Linked DNA regions of Homo sapiens: region 2 is linked to region 1. A link is an interaction called in ENCODE POLR2A ChIA-PET data of the cell type or tissue named here. Cell type or tissue: Panc1. All regions are shown on one strand. Links, peaks and the distances in the headings refer to the core of each region. The heading gives the core; the rest is flanking DNA.

Region 1 (4,399 bases), core at 251-4,250:
AAAAAAAAAAATTTTTTTTAGAGACAGGGCCTCACTATGCTGCACATTGCTTGACCTCCTGGTCTCAAGTGATCTTCCCACCTCAGCCTCCCAAAGCGCTGGGATTATAGGTGTGAGCCACCATGCCTGGCCCCGAAGTTCACTTTTTCTAATCAGCTTACTAAAAGGTGAAACGAGAAAATGTTTTTCCCCCTTTTAAAGAAAGTATTTTTATTTTTACTTTTTATTAATGACTTACACACTTACTAGGCCTGCCCTTAGCAATTGCCAGGCTGGGGCAGGAGTAGAAACGGAGTTTTATGAATTTGGTATGCAAATATTTAAAAGTCATAAGTCATGTTAATAAGCTGCTAAAAAATATGCATTGTCTACTCCAGCCTTGACAAATATGTATATTCAAAATGACCTAGAAGACTCAGTGTAAATTTTAGACAGCTCCAATTTTGTTTCATAAATAATAGTGTAGAAAAAGCTCCCTACCCCTGGCCCTAGATCATCTCTATCTTCCTCCCCACCTGTGGCTCTGTGCCACCCTTCAGAGTATAAAATGACACCTTGGGACTCCCAGTTTAAACAACATATCATAGACTTGATCACCCCACTTGTCCCCACTGAGTACAACAATAAGCCCCAGAAATAACTCAAGAGGCAACAAAAGGAGAACTCTGAGAGGTGGTAAGAAGAAGATGAACTGGTTAGAGATCCCAGGACTGGAGGAACAACACAGCAGCCAAGCATCTTACAGCTCACACCCAACAGAGGAAGGTTACCCAGCCCCAGCCCCAGTATAGCAACTGAAGGTGGCTCGGGTTTCTGCAGGAAGTAAAAAAGAAAGCACTACCCCAGTTTTGTTTGTTTGTTTGTTTGTTTTTTACTGCTTTTCTCTGGTTTTTCTCTTAGGATAATACTAGCCTCTGACTTGTCATGCATATCAATAGTTTGTTCCTCTTTGTAGCTCCATAGAGAAACACAGTATAGATGTACCATGGTTTAACAATTCATCCGCCGAAGGACTGGCTGTTTTCAGCATTGGAGTATTAAGAATAAAGTTGCTATAGACATTCATATACAGGTTTTAGTGTGAACATAAGTTTTCATCTCTCTAGGTTAAATGCCAGTGAGGACAATTGCTGAGTCACACGGAAATTGCATGTTTAGTTTTGTAAGAAGCTGCCAACCTGTTTCCAGAGACGCTGTATTATTTTATATTCTCACTGGAAATGTATGACTGATCCTGGTTCTCTGCATCCTGGCCAACATTTGGAACAAACTATTAATACATACAACAATTGGAAGAATCTCATGGGAGTTACACTGTGTAGGAAAAAATGTTAACCCTAAAATGTTACATACTATATGTTTCTATTTATATAACATTCTTGAAATGACAAAAATTATAGAAATGAAGAACAGCGTAGTGGTTGCCAGTAGGACAGAGGGAGTGTAGGACAGAAGTTGATGAAGTTGATGTGGTTATAAAAGAACACAAGAGGCCGGGCGCGGTGGCTCACGCCTGTAATCCCAGCACTTTGGGAGGCTGAGGTGGACGGATCATGAGGTCAGGAGATCGAGACCATCCTGGCTAACACGGTGAAACCCCATCTCTACTAAAAATAGAAAAAATTAGCCTGGTGGGGTGGCAAGCACCTGTAGTCCCAGCTACTAGGGAGGCTGAGGCAGGAGAATGGTGTGAACCCAGGAGGCAGAGCTTGCAGTGAGCTGAGATCACACCACTGCTTTCCAGCCTGGGCAACAGAGTGAGACTCTGTCTCAAAAAAAAAAAAAAAGAACATAAGAGATCCTTTTAGTGATGGGGTTGTTTTATACATTGGCTGTGGTGGTGGATACACAAACCTACACATGTGATAATATTTGCATACAAATAAACACACACACATCAGTAGGAGTAAAAACTAGGGAAATGTGCATAAGGTTGACGGGTTGTATCAATGTTAATTTCAACGTGATACTGTACTGTCGTTTTACAAGGTGTCACCATTGGGAGAAACTGGGTAAACAGTAACCTGGGATTTTTCTGTGTTATTTCTCACAACTGCATGTGAATCTACAATTACCCCAAAACTGAAAGTTTAACTTTAAAAAGACACCTCAGCCAACATGTTCAAGTGCTATCGGTACCATCACAAATAGCTGCCCTGGTCCATTTCTCAGATCTGGAGGTACACACAGCAGTGTTCAGTCCACCAACAAGAGGACTAGCCTGGGAAAGAGACCAGTTCACAATTTACATGCAGGCGCAGAGCTGTTTGATCAGGGTATTCAGTGGTCCCTGACATGGTCTAGACAGAAGATGGGGTCACAGGCTCCATGTGGACATGGCCCATTGTCCCCACAGGCTCCTGACCCTATAGGGAAGGATATGGTGTATGGCCCAGGTCTAAGTACAAGTCAAATATCTCTACAAGGTTGGCATGGAAAACATCACCCATCCACTTTTTTTTCCTCCAGTTGCCCCCTCTCCAGTAGCTACTTCTTTCCCTTTCTACGGGAGGCAGAATTCTAAGATGCTCACCATGAGGGTTAATATCATGTGGCAACTTGACTGGACCATGGAGTTCTCAGATATTTGGTCAAATATTGTTCTAGGTGTTTCTGTGAGGGTGTTTTGGGTGAGATTAATATTTAAATTGGTAGACTGAGTAAAGCAGATGGCCCTCTCTAATGTGGGTGGCCCTTATCCAATCAGGTGAAGTCCAGAATAGGACAAAAAGGCTGACTCTCCCCTGAACAAGAGGGAATTCCTCCTGCCTGCCTGACTTCGAATTTGGACATCAGCTTTTCCCTTCTTTCAGACTCAAACTGAAACATCAGCTCTTCCTGATTCTTGAGCCTGCTGGGCTTCAGAGTAGAACTATACCGTTGGCTGTCCTGGGTCTCCAGCTTGCTGACTCACCCCGCATATCTTAGCACCTGTCAGCCTCCATCATCACATGAGCCAATTCCTTATAATAAATAAATAAATAAATAAATAAAATCAATTGGCTCTGTTTTTCTTGAGAACCCTGACTAATATAACCACCAATGACCCTTGTCCTTATAAAATGCCCTCCCTTTTGAGTGTGGATAGAAACTATGAGTATGATATCACTCCCATGACTATGTCACATTTATGGCCAAAGGAAAAGTATTCTAGGTAGGCCACATATAATCAGGTGAGCCCTTTGAAAGCAAAGAGTTTTCTCTGTCTGGTTGCAGAAGAGGAAATCAGAGAGACCTGCTTCAGCTGGCCTGGAAGAAAGCCTGTATGAGCCACTTGGCAAGTGACTATGGGTAGCTTCTAGGACCTGAGAGCAGTCCTTAGCTGACAGCTAGCAAAAAAACAAAGACCTCAGTCCTAGAACTTCCGGTTTCTCCCAACAATCTGCATGAGCGTGGAAGAGGACCCCAAGCCTCAGATGAGAAGCGGCCCTGGGTAGCAGCCTGGTTTCAGCCATGTGAGAACATCAGCAGAGAATCCAATTAAATAGCTTAGACCTTCCAAAACTGTGGAATAGTAAATGCATGGGGTGTTTTTGTTTTGTTTTTCAGAAAGAGTCTTATTTCACATAGACAAGGTCATGATTTCTGGATATTCTTCCTCATGCTGCAGAATACAGACTTGTCCTATTTAGTTGATAACTCAAGTTAAAAGGACCCAGGACATTTTCAAAAGACACCACTAATAAGCACACCCCTTCCTCCACTCTTAGGGTTTTTTTGTTTGTTTATTTGTTTTGTTTTTAAAGAAGAACGGCCGGGCATGATAGCTCACGCTCAGCATTTTGGGAGGCTGACGTGGGTGGATCGCCTGAGGTCAGGAGTTCAAGACTAGCCTGGCCAACATAGTGAAACCCCATCTGTACTAAAAATACAAAAAATTGGCTGGGCGTGGTGGTGGGTGCCTGTAATCCCAGCTACTCGGGAGGCTGAGTCAGGAGAATCGCTTGAACCCAGGAGGCGAAGGGTGCAGTGAGCCAAGATTGCGCCATTGCACTCCAGCCTGGGCAACAAGAGCGAAACTCCATCTCAAAAAAAGAAAAAGGCGCGTATTACTCCATTTTTTGGAATGGTATAAATTGAAGAGAAAGAATAGAATTGCCTAAATAAATTTAAAAAAGTAAATAAGGTTATAATTCTACCTCATGGTATAATTCTACCTCATTAGTGGAGTGCTGCACACACTAACCCAGAATAATACTGGGCAATTAGATTACATGTTTTATTAATTGAGGTGAAATTCACATAACATAAAATTAACCACTTTAAAGTGAACAATTCAGTGGGATTTAGGACAATTCAGTGGCATTTGTGCAAATGGTGACTTCCATACAGTTCTAAAACATTTTCATCACCCTAAACAGGCACCTTATACCCATAAAGCAACTCCTCCTCATTCCTC
Region 2 (4,399 bases), core at 78-4,077, 160 kb after region 1:
GTGTGTATACGCATATACATACACATTCTATTGGTTCTGTTTCTCTGGAGAACCCTGACTCATTCAGGAAAAATGATAGATTCTGAACTCATTTGACATAAACAGCTTGGTTTCATCTAAATATGCTCTAACACACAATGGACATTTCATTTGAGATGTTCCTGAACCTGGACCTGAACCTTAGTTGAAAGTGTGATTTCCTGCCTGTTTTCAACTGTTCTGTTTAGTTTCACATATATTTAATTGAATTCACCATAGGGAGATGACTCTGATTTAAATTGCCTAGGTTCATCCTAATTTGTTGTAAGTCACAAAAAAATAAGGAAATTTAGAGAACAAGGTGTGATTGTAAGATTATTTTCTCTAATACTGCTTAGATTCATGTAATTTGGCTCTAAGTTATTTTTATCTGCTCTATCTGACCATTTCACACTTATTAAGAGGGGAGAGTCTGTTTCTTAGCTTGTTTACTGCTTGGTTGTACATAGTTTAATCTATATTTCTACTAATTCAACATAATAGAGTACTTTGGAGGATAATGACTGCTTCTGAGCTAAGTTTCACTAATACTGCTTAGATTCACCTTAATTTAATGCACTTTAAGATTCTATGTTTGTATTCTACATGCACTTTATGAGCTAGTTTGTATATACTATGAAGTTTATATATCATTTATTAAATGTATAAATTTCATTTATAATGGATGAGTGATTTTGAACTTGACTTCCTTTATATCACCTAATTTATGTGCTACTAGCCAGGCGTGGTACCTCACATCTATAATCCCAGCACTTTAGGAGGCCAAGGTGGGAGGATCTCTTGAGCCCAGAGGTTAGAGATCAGCCTGGACAACATGGCAAGACCCCGTCTCTATTAAAAAGAAATAATTTTTTAAATTAAAATATGTGCTACCTATGCCTAGCTACATTTTAATTATTCCTAAGAGCCTACAATCGCTTTTCAGAACAATGTCTGATTCTGAGCTTGTTCATTAATATACTGCTTATTTTATTTTATTTTATTTTACTAGATATGCTCTAACTCATCTTAAAGAGGAGAATCAGTGGGAAATGGGTCTGGGAAGATCATTGGTCAGCTCTGGTCCCAGAAACTTGGGCAGGCACCCCCTGTAAAGCACTTGTGAACATGGGGACTCGTCTTCTACGCCGAAAAGTGGTGACTCACACCATAGGCAAGTGGCAGATATTCAGCCTCTGGAAGAGAATATTGGGGACAGTTGCTGGCAGCACAGGTTGGCACTTGGACTCTGAAACAAAAAATGGGGACTTCACTTCTGGAGGGAGAGGTGGGGACACAGCCCCAGGGCAAGGGGAGGGGACTTAGCTTCTTGGGGGAGATGCAGGGAGGAAGCTTCTGGAGTGGGAAGTCTTTAATGAGTGGCATGGATTTAGTCTGTAGAACTGAAACCAAAACTCATCTTTTAGAAGGGATAAGTGTAGACTTAGCCTTTGGGACAAGTGGTGAGGACATAGCATCTGGAAGGAGAAGCAAGAATGTAGCCTCTGCTGAGGGAAATGAACGTGTAATCTCTGGGGCAAAAGATAGGTACTTAACCTCTGGCGTTGAAATCCAGACCCAGCCTCTGGAAGAAGAGTGGACTTACCCCCTGGGCAGATGGTGGAAACCTTGCTTATGGTACAAGCATTGGGAACTTAGCCACTGGAGTCATAATCAGGGCAGGCATAGACTCTGGGGCAGAAAGTGGAAACTTCACCTCTGGGGTGAACAGTGGGGGCTTCTTCTCTGGAGTCAGATGGGGACTCAGCATTGGGAAGAATACGGTGGACTTTTTATATTCTGGAGACAGAAGTAGCCTTTAGGGAGAGAGGTAGAGATAGCCTGTGGAGCCCAAATCCAGATGTAGCCTCTGGAGGGAGAAGTAGGGCCCTCACCTGATGGGAGACCTCTGGGGACTCAGCTTCCAGCTCTAGAAGCAGAGACCTAGACTCAGGTGTGGGTAGTGGGATGTAGTCTCTGAGGCAAGAGATGACTTCTGCAGTCAGAATTGGGGCTCAGCCTCCGGAGAGGGAAGTGTGGACCTAGCCAGTGGGTATATGGTGGAAACTTAGCCTTTGGATGGAGAAGTAGGATCTTAGTCTCTAGCTTCTGTGTGGGGAGTGGGGATTTAGCTTCTGAAATGGAAGATGGGGTCTTAGCCTCTGAAGCTGAAAATCTGGACTCAGCTTCTGGAGGGAAAAGCTGGGACATAGACGTGGGTGGTCGCGGTCAAAATCAATTTCTCAAAAGCGGCCTTTATGCCAGGCCGGAGGGGCTCCCCCTAGCGAGTGAGGGAAGCAGGACACTTTGAAACGAATGCGTTTCTCAGCTTCTTTGCACATGTAAAGTTACAAAGCACTTAAGAAGCATGTAAGGTTTGTTTAAAATGAATAAGTTATTTTGAGCTTGATTTAACATAAACTCTTAGATATACTCTAAGTTACTCTAAGAAGGTCCTTTTGAGAATGCTTGAGTCTACACTTGTTTTAATATCAACTGTTACATATGAATTATCTCTAAGGAGCAATAAAAGTGTGGTGTAAAATGAATGAGTAATTTTGAGCTTGATTTCACCTAAAATGCTTAGTACTGACTACATGGAGTCTAATTCCACATAACAAGTTAGGTTAAGGACATATTCCTTAATACTGCTTAGATTTATCTAAATTGGTTCTAACTCATTTTATTTAGTTTCTCACCATTAGAAGTTTCCTTAGAGGGGAATGTCTGATTCTTAGCTTGTTTGCAAACACTCTACTTGTTTGTAAACATACATTTTTATTTCAACATAATAAGGTACTTTGGAGTTACCTTAGACGTGACGCAACCTGTTTTTATTTAACCTACTTCATTTGCTCAAACTTACAAAAAGATTACTTAGTTGGAGATAAGTCTTTCTGAGCCAGTTTGTTCGTCTGTCTTTCTGAGCTAACGTACTGTGTAGTTCACAATAAGTCAATCTGGCTCAGTTTCAATTTTAACATAAGCTGCTTAATTACATTTATATTTACTCCGACTCATAATAAGAAGTTACTTTTAAGATCAAAGTGTGAGGTCAGGCATGGTGGCTCACGCCTGTAATCCCAATACTTTGGGAGGCCAAGGCAGGTGGATAGCTTGAGCTCAGGAGCTCGAGACCAGCCTGGGCAACATGGCAAAACCCTGTCTCTACAAAAGACACAAAAAAATTAGCCAGGTGTAGTAGCTTGTGCCTGTAGACCCAGCTACTTGGGAGGCTGAGGTGGGAGGATCGCTTGAGCCTGGGAGGCAGAGGTTGTGGCAGCGGCATTTGATCCAGAGCAACTCCATCTTGAATAGGGGCTGGGTAAAATAAGGCTGAGATCTACTAGGCTGCATTCCCAGGAGGTTAGGCATTTTAAGTCATAGGATGAGATTGGAGGTCAGCACAAGATACAGGTCACAAAGACCTTGCTGATAAAACAGGATGTGGTAAAGAAGCTGGCCAAAACCAAAATGGTGATGAAAATGAACTCTGGTTGTCCTCACTGCTCATGATACACTAATTATAATTCATTAGCATGCTAAAAGATGCTCCCACCAGCACCATGACAGTTTACAGATGCCATGGCAATGTCAGGAAGTTACCCTATATGGTCTAAAAAGGGGAGGAACCCTCGGTTCCGAGAATTGCCCACCCCTTTTCCAGAAAACTCATCAATAATCCACACCTTGTTTAGCATACAATCAAGAAATAACTATAAGTATAGTCAGTCCGGCAGCCCATGCCACTGCTATGCCTATGGAGTGGCCACTCTTTTATTCCTTTTTTTTTTAAATAAACTTACCTTCACTTTATGGACTCGCAGGGAATTCTTTCCTTTTTTTTTCTTTTTTTTACATTCAGAATTTTTATTTTAAAACAAAGAATCAGAGTAACATTTATAATAGAAAATCCATATGGAAATATTCACAATCTTCTCAGTGAGAAATGGGAAAACAACTTCCCTGCCTTACTGCCATCCTACTGTTTGAGGAGCCAGAAGTTGACTTGAAGTTGCAAGGTCACCTTTTCCAGCTAAACCCCACTCCATAGCTATGTGTACTTTTTTTTTTTTTTTTTTTTTGAGACGGAATCTCGCACTCTGGCCTGGGCTAGGATGCAATGGTGCGATCTTGGCTCACTGCAACCTCTGCGTCCTGGATTCACGTGATTCTCCTGCCTCAGCCTCCCCAGTAGCTGGGATTACAGGGGCCCACCACCACGCCTGGCTAAGAATTCTTTCTTTCTTACACACGATCCAAGAATCCTCTCTTGGAGTCTGGATGGGACACCTTTCTGGTAACAGTTGCAGTGAGCTGAGATCGTGCCACTGCACTCCAGCCTGGGTGACAGAGACCCCGTCTCAAAAAAAAAAAAAAA

What was found. Peaks named below come from ENCODE experiments on the same cell type or tissue, not always from the same donor. Only the 100,000 strongest peaks of a DNase experiment are listed, where the experiment ranks them.
Region 2: POLR2A ChIA-PET joins it to region 1 with 11 read pairs; 2 of 35 experiments call an interaction of 5 or more read pairs at or near these places.

Annotation. Positions count from the first base shown.
Region 1 is chr20:2,363,047-2,367,445 of GRCh38, forward strand. No RefSeq gene overlaps it. Among named protein-coding and RNA genes, the nearest start is that of TGM6, 16 kb to the right of the region's middle. In Panc1, for the core only: no CTCF peak of the experiment used is centred there; no DNase peak of the experiment used is centred there; H3K27me3 peaks cover 178 bases.
Region 2 is chr20:2,519,596-2,523,994 of GRCh38, forward strand. It overlaps a transcript of ZNF343 not described here. Among named protein-coding and RNA genes, the nearest start is that of ZNF343, 13 kb to the left of the region's middle. In Panc1, for the core only: CTCF peaks have their summits at 2,277 and 2,526; a DNase peak (open chromatin) is centred at 2,323.